Linked DNA regions of Homo sapiens: region 2 is linked to region 1. The links are chromatin loops, found by intact Hi-C in ENCODE. Cell type or tissue: K562. All regions are shown on one strand. Each heading gives the region's core, and the rest is flanking DNA. Links, peaks and the distances in the headings are about the cores only. Region 1 holds the start of LOC101929347 (a long non-coding RNA gene). Region 2 overlaps POLR3A (RNA polymerase III subunit A).

Region 1 (15,940 bases), core at 4,792-7,291:
GTCTGCCTTGGGCAAGTCGGGCAAGAGTATCTCATCCCCGGAGCACATTGTTTCTACAGACCTGTCCACCTCCAGAGACATGGTTCATGGTGGTCGGCACTTAGCAGGCTTCCCGTAATTAATTACTGATTGGAATTAAACTCTGCAATCTAATCTGTGTCTCTGACATCCTTTAAATGACTGTGACTCAAGGAGCGCTCAGGGAAAAATAAAAGGACAATTATCTTTTTTCCATCGACTTCTTTTGAGGCCCCGAGAAACAGAAAGTCTGAGAGTTTGGCTATCAGAGGCGCTCTGGGCAGCCCTGCCCAAAGCAGATGATCCTCCAATCCAAGACGGGCCCTCAGATGTTCCAAACATGCTTCCTCTCCGATAAAGTAACACCGTCCAGGAGGGTTCACCCTCATTTTCACAGTACTCGGTGTGCATTTTGGAAATGGCGGACTTCAGAAGTCCATTCCTGAAACTGCTGGGACTCTTTCCAATGTTTTACAGAAAGGACGCTGCACACACTTACCTGCAGACATCCACTGAGGTATCCAACGCTCACCTTTGTCACACCCAGAGCAGGAGTGAGCTTTTAAATGAGACTTTGGGTACTATACACTCAGGCTGTCACCTCCTATCCCCCCACAAATAAAGATAAAACAGCACAAGCATTCTTCGCCCTAAAACCCTATAGCAAGCTTTCATCATGACCCATTCCACACCTGTCATCTCAGTACATTCAAGTGCTCACATGGGCCCTCAGCTAGAGCATGAGCCCATTCTTAGATGCCTACGCTCAGAAAACAGGCCCATGCTACTCTTTGTTTAAATGCAGAAAGAGGAGCTCCCCCTAAAACACTCCAAGCAAAATCTGGACACACAATGCCTTCAAATTGCCCCAAGTCAACCACAGAAAATGGAAGAGGAGATCACAGAAGGATTTCAAATGCATAAAGGGATGTAGATTATCTTTCACACGTGGGCAATGCTCAGAAAAGTTGATCTTGAGTAACGAGGGAAAATATTTCATTCACTATCTTGTGCAAAGAGAAAAAAACCAAAATCCACATCCACGACCCTGGAGTACAGCAAATGGAATCAAAGTGTGCCAGCCCCCAAAGATTCCAGCCTCCTGCAGCTCCTGACCCTCTGGCCATTTGCAGGGAGCTCTGCAGGCAGTCTCATCTCAATGGACTGGGACCCTCCAGCCTGCACCACTATGGCTGCTCTACTCTCCCTGCCCCCTGAGCAAGGCAAATGCTTAGTGAAAGTGTGAAGAGTAAGAGTTGAATCTGCATTTTCTAGTCAGACTTCAGCCCTCTCATAGTTTAAGGGGCATCCCCTCTACCGTCCAGCCCTGACATCCTACAGGTGTTCAGAGGGGGCGTGACTGAGCCAGGTCACACAGCAAGCTGGTGCCAGTGCCAGGAGTGAAACAAGCCCACAACTCTGATGAGCAGGATGAGAGGAGGAAGGGGATGAAGGAAGTGCCCTCCAGCGAAGGCAAGAGTGCAGGAATCCCTAGGTAGAGAAAGGTCCCCCCAGATAAGCACCTGGACACCCTGTGCAGGCTGTGAGAGCCAACAGAGAGGGGCAGTCGGTCAACAGAGCTTCTGGCCAATGGCTCCCAGCCTGGCTGTTCATCAGAATCATCCAAGCTGCTCTTTAAAAATGCTGGAAAAAAATAAAAATAAAAACCAAAAATGTCTCAGGACCCCTTCCTATCCCCAGGAATCAGCACCTCCAGCATTCCAGGCTTTTAAGATGCTGCTCAGAGTCTCTGGTGAGTGGCTCAGTTGGGGAATACCACCAGGGTCTGCACACGCACCCTGGGCTTCCTGCCCTCTGAGCTTCCTGAACACTGCCACTGACCCTCAGCCAGAAATGCTTGCCCCCTTAGGGTACCGTTGTCACTAGAGAACCGTGTGAGAGTAGTAATGTTGCTTTTTTTTTTTTTGGAGACAGAGTCTCGCTCTGTCACCCAGGCTAGATCTCAGCTCACTGCAACCTCCACCTCCCAGGTTCGCCTCAACCTCCCGAGTAGCTGGGATTACAGGCACACACCACCAGGCCTGGCTAATTTTTTGTATTTTTAGTAGAGATGGGGTGTCACTATGTTGGTCAGTCTGGTCTTGAACTCCTGACCTCAAGTGATCTGCCTGCTTTGGCCTCCCAAAGTGCTGGGATTATAGGCGTGAGCCAACGCGCCCTGCCAGTAATGCTGCTCTTATGGGCTGAAGTGTATTCCCCCAAAATCCATATGTTAAAGCCCTAACCCCTTCTGCAGTTCCTCAAAATATGACTGTATTGGAAGATAAGGTCTTTAAAGATGTAATAAAGTTAATATGAGGCCATGAGGGTGGGCCCTAATCCAAAATGACTGGCATCCTTATAACAAGAGATCAGGACACAGACATGCACAGAAGGAGAACTGCATGAAGAACTGCACGGAGAACATGGCCATCTGCAAGCTAAGGAAAGAAGCTTCAGAAGAAACCTGCCCATCTGACGCCCTGACCTTGGACTTCCAGCCTCCAGAACTGTGAGATAATCCATGTCTGTTGTTTAAGCTTCCTGGTCTGTGATACTCTGTATGGCAGCCTTAGCAAACTAATACAGTTGCAACCATTTACCCATGCTCTGTGCAGGCCCTTCCAATACAGACATCACCCACATACACTATCTCACTTAAAACTTCAGCCCCCAGGACAAACGTATTGCTGTTAGCCCCATTTTACAGACAAGAACCCCAAGGCTCTCCAAGATCAAGGAACTAACCCAAGATCATTCAGCTAGAAAGTCAATGACCAGATGCACCCACCTCCCAGCCCTTTGCCTGTAACTGCTCCTGAGCTGCCTGAGTCCTCAGTCCTCTCTGCCATCCGTCCTGGGCCCACTCAGCAGCTGCAGTCCTACCCCACCTGGATGAACACTGTCTGAGCCCACTGTGCCTTCTTTCCCAGCCTCAGGCCCCCAGCAGACACTTCAGGGGAACACTGACTTGCTATCATCTGTAGTTTTTGAAACTTTTTCTTTCTTTTATTTTTTAAATAAGCACTGTTGCTTTGGTAGTCAGAAAAAAAAATTAATATTAAAGAGAAAAAAGCTAACACGGTTAAGAGTTTCTATTGAATCTGTAGCCTGTGTGGAAAGAAAGAAGTGATCAAAAGGAATATATTTGGAAAGGCTACTAAGAATAAAAACAAACAAAAAAAATACAAGCTGCCCTTGCCAATGTCCCATCAGCTGAGATGAGATAAGAGATTCATGGGGCAGAAGTAAGGCTGCTGAGGCCAGAGATCCCAGCCAGGCCATCTCCAGAAAATATCTATTTTTAAAGTCACGTTCCATTTCATCACATTTCAGAAAAACAAAGAAGAGACCTTGAGGGACAGACAAACAGGCTCCAGAGCCACACGCCTTTGTGTGTGCTCACAGCAGCAGCAGCCGTGCCTACAGCCAGCCGGCGATTTTCATCTGAAAAACTCAGATCTCTCATGGCAGAGAGAGTTCCACACCGAGCTGCCATCATCATGCAGCCCAACAAAGCAGCAATTTTCATATTTCCTAGGGCCTGCTGGGCTCCCAACTTCTTAGTTTAAATGGAAACTGTCAGACAGGATTTTGTGCAAACATGCGTTTTCCTCGGGGGCAAACATTCTGAGCCTACAACTTGTTCTTTCATTTTGAGAGCTTTTTGTCCATGGTGACTACATCAAAGATGAGAGGTGGGCGGGGAGGGCTGTTGGGGAGCACCAGAGAACAGAGCAAATGCAAAGTGCAGGGAGAGCAGAATGAATTACTAGGAGGCAAAGTGCGGCAGGAACTTATGTGCCTGGCCTCCTCCTGGGCAGCAGCCTCAGAGGAAAGACCTTGGCTGGCTCTGCTCCCCACCTCTCCTGCAGCCCCTGCGTGGACAGCCCAGTCTGTGTCAGCACCTCTTCCCTCGGGTGACCTACAAGGTCCTGGAGAGGAAAATGGTAGCAAAGAATGTGCAAAAAACCATGATGACAGAAGACAGCAGAATTCCCATATGAATAGGATTAGGTAAGAAGGGGTTAAATGTGTTAATATTCATCAGGCGGAGCTTTGCGACATAGTTTTAGGCAATGGTACTGACTCTTCTGGAATCATTTTAAAGGGCCACTCGCTTTTTCATTATAAGTCCATTCACTGGAGCCTCTTAAGATAGTCTCAAAAGACAGATAGGAATGCGCCCAAATCCACCTGCGCACCAACACCGTGTGCCAAGCAAATGGAATCCTCGGGAAAGGACACCCATTAAGGACCATCCCAAACCCCGTTAATATGTACATGTTCCTCTCAAGCTTTATGCATTAAACCAAGTCAACTAATATTTTCCAAGCTCTTTTAAGATGTGTGGTCTTTTATATGTGGGTTGTGTGTGTGTTTGAGGGGTAGTGACGAAGACACCCCCATCAAGATAACTGAAGAAGAACTGCCCAAACTGAAACATTCAAATCTCCAAACGTCTCCATTCCCCCTAGGTGTTTGCATTTCAGTGGATAAGATGAACACCTGGCTGTGAAGCCCACAGGTAACCTCCCAGGCCTCACAAGCCCACAGGTAACCTCCCAGGCCTCACAAGCCCACAGGTAACCTCCCAGGCCTCACAAGCCCACAGGTAACCTCCCAGGCCTCACAAGCCCACAGGTAACCTCCCAGGCCTCACAAGCCCACAGGTAACCTCCCAGGCTTCACAAGCCCACAGGTAACCTCCCAGGCCTCACAAGCCCACAGGTAAACTCCCAGGCCTCACAAGCCCACAGGTAACCTCCCAGGCCTCTGCCAAGCAGAACCAATGAAGTCTGTTGACACAAGTCACTAGGGAAAAAAAAAAAAAAAAGTCTCTGCAACTCTGTGCTCCCCATTATCAGAGAAAATGAGGTCTGTTCTGGGCCTCCCAGCTCTGAGCTGGCTGCCCTGGGTGCAGCCTTCCCCAAAAACTCTGGGTATCCAGCCCTCACCCGTGCTGACAGCGCACTCTGTCCACCAGCTCATGACAAAGGCCACTTGTTTCCCATGAGTGTCCAGAACAGTGGCTGAACCAGTCAACCCAGTCGGGGACTGTGGTCCTGCTGGATGGGCGGTGACAAGAGCTCACTGTGACCTCAGCAGACAATTAGCAAGGCGGTGTCGAGTTACTGAGCTCCAGCAGGTCACCTGCTAGGCTGGGAGAATGGACAGAATGCAGGTTCCAGACCCAAGAAGGGGTTAGGCAGGGTCACAGGCTACTTCATCTGCCTCCGTATCTTTATGCTAAGCACTGCACCCTCTGACATTGGAGGGCAAGAAAAGAAAAGGTGTTACAAGGAGGAGGCTAGAACCTATCCCAGGAGTAATCTGAGAATTGAGCCAGTGGTTGACAACCATCCTAGGAAGTATTTGGAAATGTGTGGAGACATGGTACGGTGGACACAATGATAGGGAGGGGCACTGTAGGTGGGAGCCAGAGATGGTGAGCATCCCAAAAGTGCAGAAGATCCCAAAGCCAAGAGCATCCACTGAGATATACTGAAGTCAGTTCCATCTACCCCAGCTGCTCTGACCATACCTGAACCACTGTACTCAGCACAAAGCCACAACAAATGTGGAAGGCAGGGAAGAACCAAGAGTTGCAAGAAGAAAAAAAATACAACATGCCCAAAAGGTGGTGATGAGGAAAAGGGGAAACTTAGAGGCAGATTGGGGCCAAAAACCTATAGACAACAGCTAGCAGGATTTACCAATGAGAACGGCAAGCAGCTTCTCAAAGAGGGATGCCCCTGCCAACACGGATGCTGAGCTGCAGCAGGATGTCTTCAGCTGGAGGGCGCTCTTGAGCCCATCAGCAGCCAAGGTCTACCTGTCCTACCTCCAAGCCTCTTGTGCTCGTCACTTCCTCTCCACTGCCACGATGTGGCCACACCTCTCATAGCTCAACTCATCTCATCCACCCCACGATTCACCTTGGGTCTCTAGGGTCCCAGGTTTGCCATTTACCACCACGGGCAAGGTACATAATACCTCTCTGCACCTCTGATTCCTCCTCTATAATGGCACACAGAGGATGAGGTCAATAATTACACTTTACGGCCGGGCACGGTGGTTCACGCCTGTAATCCCAACACTTTGGGAGGCCGAGGCATGCAGATCACCTGAGGTCGGGAGTTCAATACCAGCCTGACCAACATGGAGAAACCCCATCTCTACTAAAAATACAAAATTAGCTGGGCATAGTGGCGCATGCCTGTAAATAATTATGCTTTACACTTGGATGTCTCAAGGTAGCGCTGGAGTAGTTATTCTGAGCTACTGGAATATCAGCGAGTGCCACCTCCAGAGGGAGCTTCCCAGAGCCCAGCCCTGTACCATCTCTGAGCTTCCAGGAGTCCCCAGCTCTCCAGCCGCAGAATAAAACCTGCCTGGAAGCTGGCACTGGAGGGTCTCCATGGGCCCAGCCTAACCTGTCCACACCCTCCCAGGGCTCCCCCTTCTACCACCCACACTTCTGGCCAGACTATAGTGCCACTTGCTTATCACACCCAGCCCATTCCCAGGTGTTCCCATTCAGTTTTCTGATTCCACCATCACTACTGCCTCTACCAACATCCCAACCGACCCTTCAGGCCCAGCTCAAATGAGACCTCTCCGAGGAGTTTCCCAGATCCCCCTACCCAGGAATGACCTGCTCCCCTATCTCCCTATGCATGCCTCCCTATGGTTCTAGCTGATGTCTACTAGGCCTGGCTTCACCTATGAGGCTGGGGTCAGGGTGGTTTCATGGATGTGTGACCTTGTGCAGTCTCACAAGGCTCACAATTGGCTTCGCACTCTGCTGTTGCCATCGTGAAATCCTCAATGATTTATGTGCCGCAAGGAGCTCCCAATTTTCATTTTGCACTGGGCCTGCAAACTGCAAACTGCAGATGTGGTCCTGCTGAGGACTTCTCAAGGATGAGGCTTTGGTTTATCTCTGCATCTCACAGACTGCAGCAGTGACTGGGACACAGTAAGGACTTAACAAAGGAGGGAAGGTGGTGAGTCTCCATGTCTCTTTGTTCTGTGAGCAGCTGTCACCTCACACAGCTCATTATTCATAGGCTGGTGAGCTCACCTCTGTCCCCCAACAGACACACACACACACACACACACACACACACACACACACACACGAGAAGAAAGCAACAATTCAGCTCAGCTCATTCCCAAAAGCCACATTCCCTCCAACCCCGCTACACATCACTCCCACAGGACATCACAAAAAAAGGTCGCTGGATCCTACTGAAAATGCAGCCCCTCAGCACTTCATCTCAAACACTTTCTCCCACAGCAGGTGGCTGAGGGCTGGTGTGCTGAAAAGCTCACATTCTGCATGCGGGAACACTGACTCCGGAGCCATCCGGCTCTGCTGCTTGCTGGCTGTATAACTTTGAATGAGTCCCCTAGCACAAGGCCCAGAAAGGGGGAACCCTCAGGGATCTGGCTGTCCCCAGCCCTGCCCCTCTCTCAGACTCGACCCTGCCTCTTTCTGCAGGTTGGCTCAGAGACACAGGCCCCCAGGGATCACAGCACCCTGCCCTCATCATCTGCATTTATGGTCCCCACAAGTCCCAGACTCGGGAGGACGGACACACCCACAGGCCAAACAAGGCATTAGGAACATGGGATGGCACAGCTTCCTGGGATGCCCCAGCTTCCCGGGATGCCCCAGCTAATGGAATCGCACCCAGTCCTGGCTCTGATCGCAGTAGCACATCTGACACGTGCCCTCAATCCCTCCCTACCTCGTGACCCATAAGCAGCCTTTTGGCACAGGCACACAGCCATTAGTCAAGCAACCTGTGAGAAAAACACTGCCTGGCCATGCAAAACAAATGTAGGTGGCCCATTAGAAAGTGAGGACTTGTTTGTGAAAAGGTACATGTATGGAATGCAACAGCCTCCTCCCTCTGTATCTGACTTGGGAGCACTTTCATCATAAAATTTTGGTTGACACTAGATGTGTTCTTACTTGTAAGACAGCACAGTTATCAGGAAGAGTCACAGAATGTCAACAACAGAAGGGACCCCAAAGATAAAGTAGTCCAGTGCCCCATTTGACAGATGGGGAAACTGAGGCCTCTGTGTTCCCAGGGCCCCAGCCTGCTCCCCTTGGACACTGCACCTGTGTACTATATTGCCAATGACTGTTTACAAGACACCTCGCACACCAGACAGTGAATTCCTGGAGACCAGGGTGGTACCTTCATCTCTGCTGCCCTAGCTTCCCTCACAGGGCCAGGCAGCCAGGAGACACCCAATAAAGGATTGCTGAATTTCAAAACAATACGTGTACATGATAAATATATACAGTATTTGTCCATTTTAAAGGGTAATCAAGTTTTTAAAATGAAAATAAAGGATTGCTGAATAAATGAACAACCAGAGAGGCGGCCACCAGCCAAGGACAAACAAAGCTGAATCTGGAACACTGGCTTCCTGCTGTCCTCTCAGACTAAACGCAGTAGGTACTGGGTCACTGGGAGAATGGCAAGGCCAGTATGCTGTGTGTGCAGGGACAGGGCACCCCCAGGTTGGGAGCCAAGCCTAGTCCCAGCCCTGCCTCTGGCATTGGCATTGGCGTGCTAGCCATTTGACCACCAGAGCAGCCCCTCTCTGAAGCTCAGTTTCTTCCATTCTTGATTGCAGGACAAATAAACGTCACCTTACCTACCCACCAGTGTCTCAGCAAGGAAGGAGAGAGAGAAGGAAACGTCACCTTACCTACCCACCAGTGTCTCAGCAAGGAAGGAGAGAGAGAAGGAGGTGAAAGTGCACTGAAGACCTAATACACAATGTATACTTAAGCGGGACTGTCAGGGGACAAAGGTATTCACTGGGGACCCCCTGCCCCCACCCAGTAATGCTGCCACATTTTCCTTATCCACCAGCCCATTTACTCCTCCATAACCCTGTTAGGTAATGAGAACAGACATCTCAGCCCCACTTTACTGAAGAGAAAACAAGGTCGAGAGAGGCCATCGATAGTGTCTGTCCTCCAGTGGCCCTGCCAGGCCAAGGGGTTGGGGGCACGGCAAAGGGCTCCAGGAGTCCCTGCCCGCCCCAGACAGCAGCACCTGCCAATCTTGTGTATCAATGGGCAGCAGTGCTGGGCTGTGACTTGCCAAGTCCATAGTCAGTCCCTGAATGCCATAGGGAAGCATCTGCTCTGGACGGTCCCGTGCTTGGGGGCAGAATGACATAAGTCCAAAGTAGTTCAAACGGACCAGCAAAAAGTAACCAAAACATAGCCAACGGCCTGTGGACTAGAAGTCAGTGCAGACACCATTACCTGGTTTTCTAATTCTCCCTGGAGGAAACTGGATCAATGGGGGATGGGGGAAGGGACAGCAGTTTTTGACCCCCTACTCCCTGGGCCTGAACCCTTCCCAGAGCTGAGTCCTCTTCTCCACTCCCTACTGTCTCCCTACCCGGCGCGTGGCCCGCATGGGGCCTTCCCACAGGTGGACTGATTTTTCTGTCCCTCAGAACCAGAGCCAGTGGACAAAACCTCCGTTCCCAAACTCCAAGCCACCAATGGAAGGCCTCACATAGGAAGCTGTGGGTGGAAGATGGTGCGTTTCTACTGCCTGGTGGTTTTAGATCTCTATCGCCTACTCAGAATCTGAACCCTAGCCTGTGTGTGTGAGAGGCTGCACGTGCACATACAAAAACAGCAAGGTATCTACAAGGGGGGTCAGGATTGCAGAGGGGCTACCTGTGTGAGCTCTGGAGCCCAACTGCCTGCCTGGGAATCCCAGCTTACCCACTGACTAGCTGTGTGACTCAGGGCAAGTTCTTTAACCACTCTGTGCCTCTGTCTGCACCTCACTCTCCTTGCCCCTAAAACAGGGGTAAGCAAAGTACCCACCTCCCAGGATTTTTGTGAGGCTAAAATGAGATAACACCTAGCACACTTGCCAGACAAGAAAAGTTCTATTTTTCCCCAGCACAATGTTAATAGGGTTGCCTCTGGGATTTTGTGTGCTTTTCTTTTTCTTCTTCATTAATTAAATTTTCTACATGAATGTGCATGCTTTATTGTCAGCAAAGAATAAAGCTTTTTTTTTTTTTTTTTTTTTGATGGGGTAGGAAGAACAGCTCAGAATCCCAAGTAACCCTTTCTTTTAAACACAGAGGATGGAAGCAGCCCTCTCTCTGCTGGTCTATTTTAGGATCTTCTGGATGGGCAAGGAGTTCTACTGCCCAAAGCAGCCCAACCTTTTCTGCTCCCTGATTCCCAGCGTACCCCTTCCCCACCTCTGCCCATCCAGAAAAACTCAAATCTCACCTCCTCCAAGAAGCCCTCGCTGCTAGCTCAGCACCTCTCTTCCTCCTGGGGAACAAGGCCTTTCCTCACTCTGCCCTCCCCTAGCTGGCACTATCCACTCCAGAGGTCTTGTACCGGTCTCTGTTCCAGGGGCAAGGGGTTTGCCAAGACCCCAGCACAGCGGTCTTGAGGGGCAGGGCCACCTTCCTTCCTATGTCCTTTCAAAGCACTCGCTCTGCTTTTCTTCTTGGAACTTCGATACAACCTTATGAGAGGTGGACATGGGTTCAGGGAAGAAAAGTGATGAGCAGGTCACACTGCTGGACTTAACCCCAGTCTGACCAAGTCCATCAGGGCTCACTCTGCAGCCCCAGGCTGCTTCCCATGGGAGGCTCACAGCAGGCACTCAGCTGACAGACCCTCACCCGCAGGGCAGCACTGCCCTGGCCCATCATACATCTCTTCCTCCACCCTGTCCCCGCCAATGCCGTTTCACTACTCACGCCCCTTCTCCTTCCTCCCCAGGATTTCCCTTCTCCTCTGGCTGTGCTTTGGTCTGCAGTGACCCTAGCTGATGTTCTGAAGGTGTTCAGAGCTAAGGAGGCCAGTGACCCCACATCAAAAGGGGAAAAGAGAGAAAAAGTTTCTGAGCTTTGTAAAAGATGCTACTGGTTTTTCTCTGTTTTATGTCAAATAACCTGTAACACTCCTGGCAATGGTACATTTGAGCCCTGAGTATAGAAAAGAATTTGGCAGGACAGTTTAAAATGTCCAGACTTGAAGGTGTCAGATTTTGTAAGTGAAGAAATTCAGAACACAGAAGCAAACCTCAATTCAGGGACACTGGAGAAGTCCCTCAGCTGTTCAGACCACAGATTCTGTAAAAAAAGGATAGCAGATGTCCCCAGATCTCCCAGTCCCCTCCCAAGTTTCAAGAATTCTAAGGCTATCCTGGGGATATCAGTAGTCAGCGTAGGCTGGGCGCGGTGGCTCACGCCTGTAATCCCAACACTTTGGGAGGCCGAGGCAGGCGGATCACTTGAGGTCAGGAGTTCAAGACCAGCCTGGCCAACATGGTGAAACCCCATCTCTACCCAGGGCTCAAATGTACCACTGCCAGGAGTGTTACAGGTTATTTGACATAAAACAGAGAAAAACCAGTAGCATCTTTTACAAAGCTCAGAAACTTATTCTCTCCTTTCCCCTTTTGATGTGGGGTCACTGGCCTCCTTAGCTCTGAACACCTTCAGAACAAAAATTAGCCAGGCGTGGTGATGCACGCCTGTAATCCCAGCTACTCAGGAGGCTGAGGCACAAGAATTGCTTGAACCCAAGAGGCAAAGTTTGCAGTGAGCCAAGATCCCGCCACAGCACTCCAGGAGACTGTGTCTCAAAAAAAAAAAATAGTAGTGAGTGTAAATGTCTATATCATAACAACGTGTTCTAACAAAGATCTGTCAACCATGGATAATCCAGATTTTATTTGGCTAGTATAACGTTAGCATAACAACCAGTTGCAACATGTTTCTTCAGAGCCTAGATTTTTAAAAAATCTATAAAAGGCAGGTATAGGGCAATTAGAGAGATTTAAGAAGAACTATAGACTAGAGGATATAATTGCATCAGTGCTGAGGTTCTTGGGTCTAATAATGGTGGTGTGTCATGTAGGAATATGTACTGGTTTGTGCATACTTCAAGGTTTAGGGGTAAACTGTCCTGATGTCCACAACTTTTTTCCAAATGAATCAGGAAAACAAGTTTTATATGGATACATCTGCAGAGTGAGAAAGTAAAAAAGCAAATATGGCCCAGGCGCAGTAGCTCACTCCTGTAATCCCAGCACTTTGGGAGGCCAAGGGGGGGTGGATCACTGAGGTCAGGAGTTCGAGACCAGCCCAGCAAATATGGTGAAACCCTGTTTCTACTAAAAATACAAAAAAATTTGCCGGGCATGGTGACGAGAGGCTGAGGCAGGAGAATCGCTTGAACCCAGGAGGCAGAGGTTGCAGTGAGCTGAGATCACACCATTGCACTCCAGCCTGGGCCACAAGAGTGAAATTCCATCTCAAAAAAAAAAGCAAATATGGCAAGCTGTTAACCACTGGTGAGTCTCGGTGACGACTAAACAAGTGTTTATCGTACTTTCCCTTCCATTCTTTGATGGATCTGAACATTTTCAAAACAAAATGTCAGAGAAAGAAAGTATCATTAAAATGTTTAAAACAGAAAATTCGAAGAAAAATAATCCCACTGCCCAAATAATTCTATAAAATATTTGTTGCTTACTGCAGGAAAAAAAAATAGGCATCAAAAAATTAAAAAGCCAGGCATGGTGGCTCACACCTATAATCCCAACACTTTGGGAGGCTGAGGCGGGCAGATCACCTGAGGTCAGGAGTTCAAGACCAGTCTGGCCAACATGGTGAAACCCCATCTCTACTAAAAATACAAAAATTAGCTGGATGTAGTGGTGCATGCCTGTAAACCCAGCTACTCAGGAGGCTGAGGCGGGAGAATAGCTTGAACCTGGGAGGCGAAGGTTGCAGTGAGTGGAGACTGCGCCACTGCACTCCAGCCTGGGCAACAGAGAGAGACTCCATCTCCAAAAATAAATAAATAAATAAATAAATAAATAATTTTTGCTATTTAACAATTGATTTAAAAACAAGTGAGTAATGTTGTGCTACTGCTGCCATGTTTCATGTACCCCAAAAGGGAAAATATCCTAAGAGAATCTTTCCTCTTAATAAACTAATGTTTAGGCAAACAGATAAAAATAACACTTGAAGAAAAAATCTGGTTGGCTCATGCCTGTAAGCCCAGCACTTTGGGAGACCGAGGTGGGTCAATAACCTAAGCCCAGGAGTTCAAGACCAGCCTGGGCAACATAGTGAGACCCTATTTCTACAAAGAGAGAAAGAGAAAGAGAAGGAGAGGGGGAGGGGGGAAAGGGAGAGAAGGGGAAAGGGGGAGATAGGAAAGAGACAAAAGAAAAGAGAGGAAAAAGAAAAAGATCTATCATATAATTTCTTAGTGGTAGAATTAAAGAAAAAAAAAAGGATGTGGTTCCCAAAATGAGGGCCTATACAAACACAGGAGACATGATGAAGTTTGAAAATATTCTATCCAAATATTCTGGTCCCCTTGTCTCTGTGTCACTGGAGAGTGGTAGAATTTCCAGGCAGGTTCTATCTCCTTTCCCATAGATAGCATAGCCCCTGAGGCTCCCCAGAGACCCTCCGAAGTCCTGTGATTGCCCATTCAGGAGTGTGGGACCACCAAACACTACTCAAGACCAGCATGGCTTCAAGGAAGCTTTGGCCTCAGGGTAGCTGCTGCTACCACAAGCACCTTCCTCCCAGGAGCCAGAACAGCCTTCTCCATCAGCGCAGGTGACCAAGTGGCACATGGCTCACTTGGCCACCACGCTTAGGCCAAAGCAGCCCTGCATGTCCCCATCAACCTGGCCTCCCCAAAGACCTGGATTCTGTTTCCACATCTCCACCCTCTACCACACGTGGACTCTGCAGTTCCCTGGGACTTCACTTTTCTTGGAGAAGGAGAGAGAAAAAGGGAAGCAAATCCTGAATTGCTCGTAGGATTTAAAAACCTCTCCACAGAGGGGAGCTGGGGACAAGGTAGGGGAGACAGTGCTAGCAGCACAATCTGAGGACGGGTCCCCTGCCAGCCCTCCGGGCACACAGGGAGCAAAAGGAGAGGCAGAGGCACATGGGAGCAGGGGCTGGGAGATGCTGCATGGCGCAGGCTGTGGGCTTGGCTATTAAAGCCAGAAAAGGCCTGCCTCCTCCTGCCAATAGAGTTATCTTTTAATCCGAACCCCAATGACACCACCTGGCACCAGCGCAGGAGCAGCTCCTGACGGCACACGAGTCACGCGGCTGGGCCCCGCGTCTATCCCTTCAGGTCAGGGCTTGCCCTGAGTGCTCCTGAGGAAGTGGGCCCCTGCCCCCTCCATGGCCTGGCTCCTGACAGGCCTGTGCATGCCTGAGAGGGCCAGGCAGGCGGTAAGGAAGTAGAGGAAGCTCCGTGCTGTGCAAGGTCACCAAATGCTAGATGCAAAGACCCAGAAAGGGAGGGCACTCACCCAAAGTCACCCACGCCGGGACGGGGCAGCAATCCCAGGATTCTCCTCCTACCCAGATGCGGCAAAGAGGTTTGCAGCCCAGGACAGCTGTTATCAACTAGCCAGTGCTGGAAAACAGCAGGTAGCACCCCAGACCTGCCACTCTCCACGTACTCAGACAACTCATGGCCCAATCTGAAGATGGCTTTCCTCTGAATTCTCCCACATCTGTGCCCTCCTGCAGGGCTTGGTTTCTGAGGTCCCATCCGCCTTGAAGTTGGCAAGGGCTAGGGTAGCATGTAACCTATCTCCCTAGTAAGGATGGCACTGACTCTGCTGTGGCAGCATCCAGGCCAGGCAGCCATCCAGGCCCTCCCAGACTGGGGGAGCTCAGCACCTCCAGAGGCAGCCACCTCACCACAGACCAACACACCCTGCTGCAGCGTTCTTCCTTGTGGGCAATGGAAATCTGCCAGCAGGAACTGGTAGCAGAAAACTCCCCAAAGCCTGCTCCAATTCTCCACCCCAGTACAATGGGCGTGCCCTCAGGATTCCAACAGCCAAGGGCAAAATCCCGACTCACTGGCTTGGGACTCTGGGCAAGTGACTTACTCTCTCTATGCCTCAGTTCCCTCATCTGTAAAATGAGGAGAGTAGTGGCCTTCATCTTAGAGTTGCTGGGATGAGATGATCCTTGCAACCTCCCGGGGCACACATGAGTGGTCAACAAATGCTTTCTATGGCTACACTACAATGCACAGTTCCACAGGCTCAAGGCCCAGCTTTCTGCCCCTCTCCTCATACTCATTCCACTTTCTCATGACCAGACTTGTGCTCAGCAAGTGTCCACTCCTATAGGTTCGCTCAGGGGTAGCTGGCTCACCAGGGACACATTTTAAACCCTGGCCTCTTCCTCCAAAACTTCAGCTCAGAGCCTTGGCAAGCCATCCCTGCCGCCCACTGGAGATGGCTGACGAGAAAACCAGAAAGAGACCATGAAAGAGGAAGGCTCTTCTCACTCCTCACTCATCCTTATCTTGGACCAGTATCCTCCACACAACACCAACACCCAAACATAACAGCAAATGGATATAATCTTATCAATTTCATCCTCCACAACCTTCTACGGCTCCCTCTGGCCTAAAGTCAAAAAGCCTTACCCCAGACTTTAAAAGGAAGAGATAAACACTTAGTGAACATTTGACTATGTGTCAAGTTCTCTGCTCTACAGTGTATATATATTATATCATTTAATAACTCCCTCTAAAATTCGTCTTATTGCTTGCATCTTACAGGTGAGGAAGCTGAGGCTCCAAGACACTAGGCAACTTACCTAAGCGTCACAGCTCAGAAACAGAAGCAGATTTGGAGGCCAGATCTGGGAGGCCACAAGGCTGGGTCCTTGGCACAGCCTCTACCTCCTCTCCAGGTCATCTCCTGCAACCCCTCCCTGACCCAGCCACTGTCCAGTCACCACGGTGCCCATGGTCACCTGGCACACCTGGCTGTGTCCTACATTAATGCATATCCTCACGCTTCTGCTTCTCCTGCCTGGA
Region 2 (14,113 bases), core at 11,614-14,113, 84 kb after region 1:
ATGGCTCCCTTGCACAAGGTACAGCCTACACTATTCTACATGACAGCCCTGAGGCAGGCATGGCTGGCAACCCAGCCTTACTGGTGAGAAAAGCGAAGCACAGAGGTGAGGAGTCTGCAAATTTTTTTTTAACTTTTTTTTTTTTTGAGACAGGGTCTTGCCTGTTGCTCAGGCTGGAGTACAGTGGCACCGTCGTGACTCGCTGCAGCCTCGGCCTCCCAGACTCAAGACATCCTCCCACCTCAGCCTTCGAAGTAGCTGGGACCATAGGCATGCACCACCACATCCTGTTAATTTTTTTTTTCTTTTTTTTTGAGGCAGAGTCTCACTCTGTTGTCCAGGCTGGAGTGTAGTGGTATGATCTTGGCTCACTGCAGCCTGTTTCCCAGGTTCAAGCAATTCTCCTGCCTCAGCCTCCTGAGTAGCTGGGATTACAGGCACGTGCCACCACACCTGGCTAATTTTTTTGTATTTTTAGTAGAGACAGGGTTTCACCATGTTGGCCAAGCTGGTCTTGAACTCCTGACCTCAAATTATCCATCTGCCTCAGCCTTCAAAAGTGCCGGGATTACAGGTGTGAGCCATCGCACCTGGCCTCACACCCTGTTAATTAAAAAAATTTTTTTTTTGTAGAGATGGGGTCTCCTTGGGTTGCCGAGGCTGGTCTCAAACTCCTAGGCTCAAGTTCTCCTCCCACCTGGGCCTCCCAAACTGCCGGGATTACAGGCATGAGCTCCTGCGCTGGGCCTAGAGTTTGCAAGTTTGAAGCCTAGGGAGCATGTAGCCGGCTTTCAAATGTAGATCTTATTTATATTCACATATGGTGAGGCCAGGAGATCAGGATCTGATTGCTATCGAAAGAATAATTGTTACTCACAGTTCCCAAGTAGAGAGGGCGGGTCATACCAGGCAGGGCCAGGAGTGGAGGCCTCAGGGTGGTCAGAAGGCAGAGTCAGGGAGGGGAAAATGTAGGCAGGAGCATTTGCTGTGTTTCTGAGGGAAGGAATGGTCGAGGCAGGGTAGGAAGCAGGCCTAGAATTGGCTACTGTGAATAATTTCAGTGGGCTTGTCAGTGGGGTGTAAGGGCTGGGGAATAGTGGCCTGGAGCGTGAGAACCCTGGAAGGGCCCTGTAAAGGGAATAGTTGGAAAATAGACTCTGGATTGGTTGGTTGGTATACAAAAGGCATGCTCACAAGTGAGTCCCTTACCATCTCTAGCCATGGGAGGGGCAGTTTCTCTAGGGTCAGCAAAGCCCCAAGATGTCAAACATCAGAATAAAGACATGCTTAATACAAAGACAAAGCCTAGGTTCTGAATCCCTTTGCCATCATTTTTTAACCCTTTCTCTGTCAGTGGCTTTCAAACCTTTGCATTTCTTTTCCTCTGGCAGGGCACCCCTTTTCCTAAGTGAAATCTTGAGGCAGCCCAGTCTGTTAAAGAACGCTGCTCTGGCAGAAGGGAATTGTGGGGAGGGACCCTATCACCTGGCACCAGTTCATTTTTATTTTTAATTTTTTTTTGAGAGACAGGGTCTCACTCTGTTGCTCAGACTAAAGTGCTGTGGTGTGATCATGGATCTCTGTGGCCTTGAGCTTCTGGGCTTGAACAATGCTCCCACCCCAGCCTCTCAAGTAGCTAGGACTACGTGTGCACACCACCATGCCTGACTACCCGTTCATTTTATTTTATTTTTTATTTTTATTTATTTATTTTTATTTTTTGAGATGGAGTCTCGCTCTGTCACCCAGGCTGGAGTGAGTGCAGTGGTGCAACCTTGGCTCACTGCAACCTCTGCCTCCCGAGTTCAAGTGATTCTCCTGCCTCAGTCTCCCGAGTAGCTGGGACTACAGGTGTGCGCCACCATACCTGGCTAATTTTTGTGTATTTTTAGTAGAGATGCGGTTTCAACCATATTGGCCAGACTGATCTTGAGCTCCTGACCTGTGAACCTCCTGCCTCAGCCTCCCAAAGTGCTGGGAGCCACTGCGCCCAGCCCCCGTTCATTTTAGAATCAGTCTTCAAGGCTGCCCCACGGAGAGTCTTCTGGTCCCCCTTAACAAGAGCAGAAAAGTAAAAGGATAGGCAGGGGCAGGGCACTTGGGGTGGCTACTCAGTGGTTATGTGGCCCTGGGTCAGTGCCATCCCTCTCTCCTTTTTAAACATCTTTATTGAGACATAATTCACATAGTATACAATTCACCCATTTAAATTGTACAATTCACTGGCTTTTAGCATATTTGCATAATTGTATATCTATCACCACAGTCAGTTTTAGAACATTTTCATCACCCTAAGAAGAAACTCCTTAGCTCAGGGGTCCCCAACTCCTGGGCCACAGACTGGTAAGAGTAATGGTCCACAGCCCAGCCTGTTAGGAACCTGGCCGCACAGCAGAAGGTGAGCAGTGGGCAAGCGAGTGAAGCTTCATCTGTGTTTACAGTCACTCTGCATTGCTCGTATTACCACCTGAGCTCCACCTCCTGTCAGATCAGCAGTGGCATTCAAGTCTCATAGAACCATGAACGCTATTGTGAACTGCGCATGCGAGGGATGTAGGTTGTGCCCCTTATGAAAATCTAATGCCTGATGATCTGAGGTGAAGCTGAGGCGGTGATGCTTGCCCTGGGGAGTGGCTGCAAATACAGATGAATGTTAGCAGAGAAGTTTGCCTGCACAGAGACCATCATAAATCAATTGCTTGCAGACCCATATCAAATCCCCATCAGTGAGTGGCAAGGGAAAATTAAGCTGAATCTGGTGGCAGGTTTTATGGTGGCAAGTGAGTCAATGTACTTCAGTTGCACAGCTGCCTTGAAAGTATCTTTGAGACAACTTCAAGTCTCTGTACGTTCTGGATTAAAGTCAAGGCAGAATGTCCTGAGACTGCCAGAAAAACACTGAAAAGCCTGCTTCCGTTTCCAACATCCTATCCTTGTGAAGCAGGGTTTTCCTCAGTGAACCAAAATGAGATTATGGAGTAGACTGGGCATAAGCAACACACTTAGGGTATCCCTGTCTCCCAAACCCCCTAGATGGGACCGTCTAGTTGCAGGAAAACAAGCTCAGGGCTCCCACTGATTCTACATTATGGTGAGTTGTATAATTATTTCATTATATATTACAATGTAATAATAATATAAATAAAGTGCACAATAAACTGTTATGCACTTGAATCATCTGGAAACTACCTCCCATCCTCCAGCAGTCTGTGGAAAAATTGTCTTCCATGAAACCAGTCCCTGGTGCAAAAAGGTTGGAGACCACTGCCTTAGCTGTTCTCTCACCCTGATTTCTCCTCTCCCCCAACCCTAGGCAACCAATAATCTACTCTCTGTTGCTTTCAATTTCCCTATTCTGGACATTCCATATGAATGGAATCATTTACTATGTGATCCTGTGTGGTCTTCTATGACTGGCTTCATTCACATAGTATGTTTTCAGAGTTCATCCATGTTGTAGCATGTATCAGAACTTCATTCCTTTCTATGATTGAATAATATTTCGTTGTATGGACAGATCACATTTTGTTTATCCATTCATCAGTTGATAGACTTTTGGGGAGATTCCATTTTTGGGTACTACGGATAATGCTGCTATGGACATTTTCGTGCCAGCTTTCGTGTGGAGGTATATTTTCATTTGTCTTGGGTGTCTACTAGCTAAGAGAGGAATGGCCGGGTCATGTGGTGTCCATATGTTTAATTTTTTGAGGAACTGCCAAACTGTGTCTCAAAGTGGCTGCCCCATTTGACATTCCTACCAGCAGTGTAGGAGGGTTCTGATTTCTCCACATCCTTGCAAATACTTGTAATTGTTCATCTTTTTATTCCAGCCATCCCAGTGGCCGTGAGGAGGTATCTCATTGTGTGTGGGTGTTTTCTTTTTGAGACAGAATTTCACTCTTGTCACCCAGGATGGAGTGCAATGATGCAATCTTGACTCACTGAGATTACAAGTGTAAGCCACCGCGCCCGGCATCAGCCATGTGTTTTTCAAAAAAAATTTCTTTTTTCTATTCTGTTTTTTGAGACAGGCTCTCTGTTGCCCAGGTTGGAGTGCAGTGGCACGATCTCGGCTCACTGCAGCCTTGACCTCCCAGGCACTGATCCTCCTACCTCAGCCTCCCAAGTAGGTGGAACTACAGGTGTGCACCACCACGCCTGGCTAATTTTTAATAGAGACAGGGTTTCACCATGTTGTCCAGGCTGAAATTTTTATTTTTTGTTTTTTGAGACAGGGTCTTATTCTGTCACCCAGACTGGAGTGCAATCTTGGCTTACTGCAACCTCCACCTCTCGGGTTCAAGTTATTCTCCTGCTTCAGCCTCCCGAGTAGCTGAGACTACAGGTGCACACCACTACACCCAGCGAATTTTTTTATTTGAAAAAAATGTTTAAAAAAAATTTTTAGGCCAGGCTCAGTGGCTCACAGCTCTAATCCCAGCGCTTTGGGAGGCCGAGGCAGGTGGATCACGAGGTCAAGAGATCGAGACCATCCTGGCCAATATGATGAAAACCCGTCTTCACTAAAAATACAAAAATTAGCTGGGTGTGGTGGCGCACGCCTGTAGTCCCAGCTACCCGGGAGGCCGAGGCAGGAGAATTGCTTGAACCTGGGAGGCGGAGGTTGCAAAGAGCTGAGATCGTGCCACTGCACTCCAGCCTGGTGACAGAGTGAGAATCTGTCTCAAAAAAAAAAAAAATTTTTTTTTAAAGAGGGTCTCCCTCTGTTGCCTAGGCTGGTGGTGCAGTGGCACAATCTTAGCTCACTGTAACCTCAAACTCCTGGGCTCAAGTGATCCCCCTGCCTCAGCCTCCCAAAGTGCTGGGATAACAGGTGGGAACCACCTTGCCTGGCTCCAGTGTGGTTTTGATGCACACTTTCCTGGTGGCTCACCTTCCCTGCTTCTCTTATACTCTCTGCAAAGGGAGAATCCAGAGGTTTCTCAAGTTCCCTGAGGGGTGCTGTCACGCCCCTTTCCTCCCTGTCACCACACTCCCTACTCCCCACCCCCCACCTACAGCTGTGATTCTCCATGGTGCTGAGAGGAACCCTTCGTGAACTCAGGATGTCAAGCTAGAGAGACCTTCATCTTCATCCAGTCCAAACTGCTAAACTATCTGACAGGTGAGGAAACTGAGGCCCAGAGGGATGTGGGTTACTTAATTAATGGTGCCTGGCATGTTAGTGGCAGAGCTGGGTTGAGACCAGAGAATCCATGCTTGCACAGGGGACAAGGAGCTCTGGGTTTGATTCTAGACTGTCGCCATGACTGTGCCCTCCCTCCCTCCCTCCCTCCCTCCCTCCCTTCCTTCCTTCCTTTTCTTCCCTTTCTTTCCTTTCTTCTTTCGAGACAGGGTCACACTCTGTCACCCAGGCTGAAGTGCAGTGTTGAGATTATGGTTCACTGCAGCCTTGACCTCCTGGGCTCGAGTAATCTTCCCAGCTCAGCTTCCTGAGTAGTCGGGATTATAGGTGTGCACCACCTCCAGCTAATTTTTAAATATTTTTGTAGAGACAGGGTCTCACTCTGTTGCTCAGGCTTATCTTGAACTCCTGGGCTCCAGTGATCCTCCCGCCTTGGCCTTCCAAAGTGCTGGGATTACAGGCATGAGCCGCCACTGCCGGCCTTGTGGGCCACTTTCTGAACCTTTCTGAACAGCAGTTTCCTCATCCATATAATGGAGATGATACCTACCCTATGGGGTTGTTTTGAGCATATAAAATATTTAATATAGTAAGTAAATAACTTATTTAATTTTGGAATAATTACTATTTAAGTGCCTATGATAAAAGAAAGTCAAATAGTACAAAGGAGTATAACGTGAAAAAGAAACCTCTTTCTCCAACCCCGTCCTGGGGGCCACCATTACCACCAGACTCTTGTCTTTTCTGTCAGATCTCTTCTATGGATATAATGGAAGTTATTTATCACATGGGACCTTAGAGTTGGAGATCATTAACTTGCCTGCTTTTCTAAGCTGGTCTTTCCCACTTTGCCCCTTCAACCCCCCTTCTTGTGGCAGCACACAAACCGTGGGCCTCCCTTATTTGTCCAGCTCCCCCTTCCCAAGCCCCCTCCACCTGGTAATGATTTCCTAGAGCGTCTCCCAGGGGTCTCCATGGGGACGTTTCCTGCTCCAATCTCCATGGCAACTCTTCAGGTTGCCATGGTGACACTTAAGCGATTATTTGGAGACCCTTAAATAAATCACCCGTGGTGGTATATGCTAGACGTGTTTGGCTCTGGCTCTTGTGTTTGGGGCCAGGGTTGGGGCCCAGGCCCGAAGGCAGAAAATGTGGGGAGGTGGGAGATGGTGGTCAGAGCCCGATGCCCTTGGTCTGGCCCTGTGAGGGGCCCTCTTTGGGCAAAATTGGAATTGAGCCTTTTGTGAAGTGGTGGGAGGACAACAGGCAGTTATGCTTGTGCAGTCCTTAAATAGGGAGACCCTGCAGCCAGCAGGACATCTTAACTCTGATCAGGATGGGGGCAACTTGGAGCTATGCAGTAACCAAGCAGGGATTCCACTCCAGGCCTGCTGGGCTCCAAGGCCCTCACTCCTCCTTGACGTCAAATTCTAAAAGGGAATTTAAGATGGAATCCACTCCTTCATATATTCATTTATTTGACCGATGTGTTTAAAGTGGCTACTATGTGCCAGGCACTGTGTGCTAAGCATTGGGAATACAGCAGTGAATTAAAAAACAAAACCCCTGTCCTCATGGAGCTTATATTCGACCAGCGAGAGGCAGACAATTAGCAAAACAAAACATCCATGGCCGGGCGCAGTGCTTCATGCCTGTAATTCCAGCATTTTGGGATGCCAAGGTGGGTGGATCACCTGAGGTCAGGAGTTCGAGACCAGCCTGGCCAACATGGTGAAACCCCATTTCTACTAAAAATACCAAAATTAGCCGGGCATGGTGGTGTGTGCCTGTAATCTCAGCTACTTAGGAGGCTGAGGCAGGAGAATCATTTGAACCCAGGAGGCAGAGGTTGCAGTGAGCTGAGATCATGCCATTGCACTCCAGCCTGGGCAAAAAGAACAAAACTGTCCCCCCTCTCCCCATCCCCCCTCCAAAATGCAAAAAAAAAAAAACCACCCAGGTTAGACAGTAGTTTCAGTATTAGGGAAGGGGCCTAGAGAACAGCAGGGTAAGCTGTGGCACACACTGACACCAGGGCCGGGTTGGGGGGGGGTCCCAGGCACCGTCTTGGGGCTCAGCTTCAGGTCCCAGGACAATTCCTGAAAGGTAAGAGGGTGAGGTATGGAAGGAGCTAGCCAATACTTGAGACTCCATCAGCAGTGACCAGCTCCCTCCGCGTGTTCTGCCTAAGCGATGTACAAAGCTTTCCAGCTTCTAGATGCCTCACGGATGCTTGGAAGCAGAAATGCATGGCTGAGACTTTAATCTCCACTATATAGACTGGGAAACAGATGCAGAAGGGAGGCAGCCTGCCGAAGGCAATGCCGCTAATGGCAGGCAGAAAGGTGGCTAGAACTGGAGTCATGGCTATCCCAGTCCAGGTCCATTTCTGCCAGACCAGTGGATTTATCACCAGATCTGCAAATTCATACTTCCCTGAGTGCTGTCTTACTGAATAAGTAGCTTATCTTGTACATGAGGAAGATCATGTTGTCTATGGGGAGAGATTGTGATTTACCTGTAACACCAGTGTCAGGTGATTATACCATGCTCCCTGACTCGGAGCTTTACTGCAGGCCACTCGGGTCAGGCCTGTTCCTCGGTGGTGGAACAGACTGCAAGGTACAAGAACAGGCTTCTTCTAGCCTCCGACTTCCCCAGCCCACTGGCACTCCTCCCAGAAATGAAGTTTGGAAGCACAGGCCTACTTAAGGCCTGGACAACCCAAAAAGCTTCCTGAGAAGGTGATGAGACTCGGGTCTGGATACACTGGGCTCTCTTCATGTTTTTTCCCTTTCCTTTCTTTTTCTTTTTTTTCCCCCTGAAACAGGGTCTTCTTCTGTCACCCAGGCTGGAGTGCATTGGCGCAATTTTGGCTCACCGCAGCCTCTGCCTCCCAGGTCCAAGCGATTCTCATGCTTCAGCCTCCCGAGTAGCTGGGACTACAGGCACATGCCACCATGCCTGGCTAATTTTTGTATCTTTAGTAGAGATGGGGTGTCACCATGTTGGCCAGGCTGATCTCGAACTCCTGACCTCAAGTGATCCATCTACCTCGGCCTCCCAAGTGCTGGGATGCTGGGATTATGGGTGTGAGCCACTGCACTTGGCCTTTTCTTTTTTAAAAAAATTAGATCCATATTTTTAGGACGAGTTCATTTGGCTGGTGAGTTGTTCCATACTCCTTGGCAGATTCCAGCTTCCATGACTACCATCCTGCTTCTCTTTTCTGAGTGTGGACTATCCACCTTCATACAGGTCTCAGGGTTGGGGCCAGGCTAGCAGGAAATAGAAAATCATTTCTGGTTAGCCTAAGCCCCAGGAAGCATTTACTGGAAAGTTCTTGGAGAGTAAATGGAGGAGCTGAATGGCCAACCCCTAGGCTATGTGGCTACTGAGCATGTGAAACTCGCTATGTGCTAAGTGTAAAATAGACACTGGAATTGGAAAACTTAGTATGAAAATAAGAGTGTAAAATATCTCAGTCATTTTTATATTGATTACATGTTGAAATGACATTTTGGGTACGTTGGGTTAAATAAAATGCATTGTTAAAATTAATTTCTCATTTTTTCTCCCTAGGCTCAGGTGATCCTCCCACCTCAGCCTCCCAAGTAGCTGGGATTACAAGTGCGTGCCACCATGCCTGGATAATGTTTTGTATTCTTTGTAAAGACAGGGTTTTGACATGTTGCTCAGGATGGTCTCAAACTCCTGGATTCAAGCAGTACTCCTGCCTCAGCCTCCCAAAGTGCTGGGATTACAGACGTGAGCTACCATACCTGGCCAATACTAGATTTAAAATTACATATGGGCCAGGAGTGGTGGCTCACACCTGTAATCCCAGTACTTTGGGAGGCCGAGGTGGGTGGATCACGTGAGGTCAGGAGTTCAAGACCAGTCTGACCAATATGGTGAAACCCCATCTCTACTAAAAATATGAAAAAATTAGCTGGGCATAGTGGCGTGTGCCTGTACTGCCAGCTACTTGGGTGGCTGAGACAGGAAAATTGCTTGAACCCAGGAGGTGGAGGTTGCAGTGAGCCAAGACTGCGCCACTGCACTCTAGCCTGGGCAACAGATCAAGACTCCATCTCAAAAACAAAAACAAAAACAAATTACATATGACTTACATAATTACTGTCATCTATATTACTATATACTACAGTACTGCTGGACAGTGCTGTGACTAGATTAATTCCACAAGGAAAAGAGCCATAGGAATATTGCTCATCATTCTAAACCCAGGACCTGGTATTGGCGCCAGGATATAGTAGGGGGTCAAAAAAGTGTTATTTGTTGAATGAATGTTTGACAGTCACATTTTCCATCAGCCCTGAAACATTTTAAACAGCCTGCAAAGGGAATGTGATCTAATTTAAATGTCAGTTTATATATTTAAAACAAAACAAAACAAAAAAACCCCACCGTAACTCAAGCATGAAATTTGCAAGAAGGGGAAAGGAAAAGGGAGAATGAAGGGATCAGGGTCTCAGTCTCTTTTTTCTGAGGGATTAGGGGGATATTCTGACCTTTGTCAAGCCAAAAAAGAAAAAAAGAAAGGTCCTGCCCATCAGAGGCAGAGATACGATCATCCTCCACTTCCTGTGGCCCTCCCCCTCTTTCTTTGCTAACAGAGGCGTCTATTTTTAGCTAGGCACATGGCCACCCAGAGTCCAAACATTTTCCAGCCTCTCTGGAGCTGGGTTTGGCTACGTAAGTTCTGGCTCATGGGATGTAAACAGAAGTGTCAAGTAACTTTTGGGAACTTTCCTTAAAGGGAAGTGCTATGTCTCTTTCCCCTTCTCCTGGCTGGAATGCCTAGAACCTCAGCAGCCACATTGAACCATGAGGAATGGTGGAGGGGTGGTGTAGCAGAAGGCTGGGAGGGGCCTGGGTCCCTCCCCGACAACTTGGTGAACTGTCGTATCAGCCTTGGAATGCCTACTGTGGACTTTTCATGTCAGAAAAGAAAATCCTATGTATTTCAGGCTTGTTGACTTGCATTTTTTGGTCACCTTGTCCTAACTGGTGACTGGTGCCTACCAGCCTTACGTTGCTATCACTGGAAGGGACCACTCAACTACCTTGAGAACACTCAAGTACCTTCCCGGACAGGGTCTGCTCCAAGATGACTGGATTTCTTTACCATCAGCTGTTGATTTATTTTTTTGAGACAGGGTCTCACTGTGTTGCCCAGGCCGGAATGCAGTGGATCTTGGCTCACTGCAGCCTCCACCTCCTGGGCTCAATTGATCCTCCCACCTCAGCTGGGACCACAGATGTGAGCCATGATGCCCAGTTAATTTTTTTGTATTTTTTGTAGAGATGGGGTTTTGCCATGTTGCCCAGGCTGCTAGGTATTGATTAAAAAAAAAAACAAAAACTGGCAAGACCTTCAGAAGGTACAAAATTAGAAAGGTACAATAGAACAGAGTGAAGCCTGGGCAACATGGTGAAACCCCATCTCTACCAAAAAAAAAAAAAAAAAAAAAGAAAGAAAAATTAGCTGGGCAATGTGCCTGTAGTCCTACTCGCTCTGGAGGCTGAGATGGGAAGGACTGCTTGAGCCTGGGAGGTGAAGAGGTTGCAGCGACCCGAGATCATCACGCCACTCTACTCCAGCCTGGGCGACAGAGCATGAACCTGTCTGGGAAAACAAACAAACAAAAAACATAGGGTCACTTCCTACCTCTGTCCTTGTCATACCCATTTTCTGTTCCATTCTTCTTCTTCTTCTTTTTTTTTTTTTTTTAACAGGGTCTCACTCTGTTACCCATACTGAAGTACAGTGGCGTGATCTTGGCTCATCACAACCTCTGCCTCCCAGGATCAAGTGATTCTCCTGCCTCAGCCTCCTGAGTAGCTGGGATTACAGGTGTGTACCACTAGTACCCGGCTAATTTTTGTATTTTTAGTAGAGACGGGGTTTCACCATGTTGGCCAGGCTGGTCTTAAACTCCTGACCTCAAATGATCCACCAGCCTCAGCCTCCCAAAGTGTTGGGATTATAGGCATGAGCCACTGTGCCCGGCCCTAATATATTCTTTTAAAGAGAGAGAAAAATGTTAAGTTCTCCCTTATGGGATACCTTCTTACATAATCTAAATACATAGCTGTTGTCAACATCCATACCTCTACAAAAAAACCTGCCTGTCTGAATTATTCTGGTCTTACTACCTGTGACTCTAAAATGAGATCACGCTTACCTTATGGCCTGCATTAAAGTGTTCAAGCCCTCAACCACACAGTGGCCACATCCATCCCCTTCCCGAACCCTTCTCCCCCCCCATGTAAAATACTTCCCACGACCTACTGATTGAGCAGACAGCTGGGTAGTCATTATGTCTAGGGAGGCTGGATCCCAAGTCCACCAAGCTCCACTTAGGGTCAAATAAAGAGAGCCAGGGGATTGGTTTTTAGTTGTGAATTCACAGACCATGTTTTTCAGTAAAAAAAAAAGTCACTGTATTAATAATTGCAAACATTTAATGTGTATTATGTGCCAGGCACTGTACTAAGACCTTTTTATGTGTAATCACGTTTAAAACTCACAATGACCCAATGAGTCAAACACTACTAAACAGTATTCCTAGCTTATAAATGAGTAAAGTGAGGCAAGGAGAGGTTAAGTAATTTGTTCATGTGCACCAGATGGAAAGGGAGAATTGACGCTGGGCATGGCGGCTCACGCCTGTAATCCCAGCACTTTGAGAGGATTGCTTGAGCCCAGGTGTTCGAGACCAGCTGGGCAACATATAGCAAGACCTGTCTCTATTTAAAATAAAAAAAAAAATTATAAAAATAAAAAAAAGAAAGGGGGAGTTGGGATTTAAATCCTGACACTGATTGTAGAACTCAGGCTCTTAACAAGATGACCCTGACCAGATGGTAAGCTCCATTCATGCAGGGACCTTCCCCAAGGGCCTAGTGCACTGCCTGGCACAGAGCAGAAGTGTAGCAAATATTAATGGATTCAAATGTTCACACGCTAACACTGCCAGTAGGTTGAGGAAAGGATGGTGGCAACGTTTCCCAGTGACTGCAGGCTTGTGTCCTCGCTCAGGGCACACTCCCCAGAATCCAAGCCTAAGGTAAGGAGGCCAAATTAGTGTCATGAGAGGCCCTGTGGGAGGGGTTGGAACCAGAGGGCTGCAGCCACAGAAGGACCTTTCTTTACCCTGGTGGGCCTGATGTGCCCACGGGAGCACAATCCCTTGATCTGCAGCTTCCACCCCAGAGTGTGCTGGACACACTTCTGCACACTGAACCTGAGCCTTTTTGCTTCACCCGCTTCTGTGGAATTCCTTTTAGATGTATTAACATCTTTTTTTTTTTTTTTTTTTTTTTTTCTGAGATGGAGTCTCGCTCTGTCTCCCAGGCTGGAGTGCAATGGTGTGATCTCGGCTCACTGCAACCTCTGTCTCCTTGGTTCAAGCAATTCTCCTACCTCAGCCTCCCCAGTAGCTGGGATTACAGGCACGTGCCACCACACCCAGCTAATTTTTCTATTTTTAGTAGAGACGGGGTTTCACCATGTTGGCCAGGCTGGTCTCCAACTCCTGACCTCAGGTGATCCACTCGCCTCGGCCTCCCAAAGTGCTGGAATTACAGGCGTGAACCACCGTGCCTGGCCAGATGTATTAACATCTGATTCACCTATTGTGTTTACTGCTGCACCCCTAATACCTAGAACAGTGCCTTGGAAGTAGCAAGCCTTAAATCTTTGTTGAATGAATAAAAGTTAAGCTATGCACCTGATCCTGGCCAGACGGCCCTTCAGACTCCAGACTTGAGTCCTTTCAGCGCCTCCTACTGGGACTGGATTAGCTGCATCTCAGAGGGCACTTTATTTCCTACATTTCTAAGTCACAGGGGTGGGGGTAACTGGGGCATTCACTGTTGACCTCCAGCACCCGAAGAGGTGAGCTCCTGACGGGGGTTGGTTCTCATTCTAGGAGTTAGAACTCATACAAGGCCAACGTCCTTTTTCACAACCCATAAGGATGATTCTGCTATAGTTTTAGGTAACGCAAATATTTCCTCTCTTGGGTTTTGGCTGAAAAATAAAGAGGTCTGCCAACAGACAGCAAAAATCAAGAAAAGTAAACATACAATGCCAGGTTCAATCAGACATGAATCAATGGGAATACACATGGATAAACCCTGAAATAGAAACACGGCACCATAGTTTAACTGACACATATATATACTGAAGGACTCCAGAATGTCTCTCCCACCCCTAAAGTGCTGAACACTGCAGGGAGCTGTAACTGAGTCAGGAGCTATTTTAATCTCCCTTGTAAAAAAGACGTAAAAATGGCAAAGAACTGGACAGAATGCTAGTCAAGAATTTGTAACTATTCATGGATGAGATGGAATTCACACGTATTTTTATTTCTTCCAAGCAGGTACAGAGACTCAAATGTAACCCTTTGAGCTCTCATGCTTGAGGATGTGCTGCTACCTGGCCTTTGAGCTCTGTGCTGGCATAAAGCCCAAGGCCTGGGCAGGGCAGATGATCAAAGTAGGGAGAATTTTAACACCAGTCATGGGACACAGTGGGGAGCACAAACAGTAGGGTTTACCAGGCAATGCTGTTGATGTTGATAGTCCTAGCAAGGCTGGCAGTTCCAGGAGGAGGACCAGCACCTCCAGGACGTATGACTTCCCCCCCTACCCATGGGTGATGTGATCCTTCACATAACCATTCTGCTCCAAGGTCTGCCTTGTTCTCAAGTGCTATACGCTGATTCGCACCCATCACAATCACACACGTCTCACACAGACTCCAGACCCTGCAGCGCCCAACTGAGTACTCACTCACGCAAGGTGAGGCTCCTTGGCGGTGCCATCTTTATTATTCCCAGCCACAAGTTATAGCCACAACCTCTCTTCCATTTAAAGTGTGCGTCACCCGCAGAAGACAACAGGTGCCGGAGTTCACTCCTATGATTCAATTCT

Evidence for each region. Hi-C counts contacts between places; a loop is a spot of excess contacts. Peaks named below come from ENCODE experiments on the same cell type or tissue, not always from the same donor. Only the 100,000 strongest peaks of a DNase experiment are listed, where the experiment ranks them.
Region 2: it touches region 1 in a loop (3-fold over the local background); 11 of 110 quality-filtered maps call a loop at or near these places.

What each region holds. Positions count from the first base shown.
Region 1 is chr10:77,884,453-77,900,392 of GRCh38, forward strand. All of the region lies in intron 1 of DLG5 (discs large MAGUK scaffold protein 5), which reads right to left. LOC101929347 (a long non-coding RNA gene) reads left to right here and starts at 6,941. Exons shown (of 5, transcript XR_007062208.1): 1 at 6,941-7,028; 2 at 8,362-8,494; 3 at 8,680-8,859; 4 at 9,520-9,605; 5 at 15,680-15,754. RefSeq lists enhancers at 5,347-6,022, 7,373-8,046. In K562, for the core only: a CTCF peak has its summit at 5,820; DNase peaks (open chromatin) are centred at 5,099 and 5,839.
Region 2 is chr10:77,961,629-77,975,741 of GRCh38, forward strand. POLR3A (RNA polymerase III subunit A) reads right to left here. Exons shown (of 31, transcript NM_007055.4): 31 at 13,521-14,113. Among named protein-coding and RNA genes, the nearest start is that of DLG5-AS1, 42 kb to the left of the region's middle. RefSeq lists enhancers at 9,480-9,990, 9,623-9,917. In K562, for the core only: a CTCF peak has its summit at 12,968 (motif pointing left); a DNase peak (open chromatin) is centred at 12,983.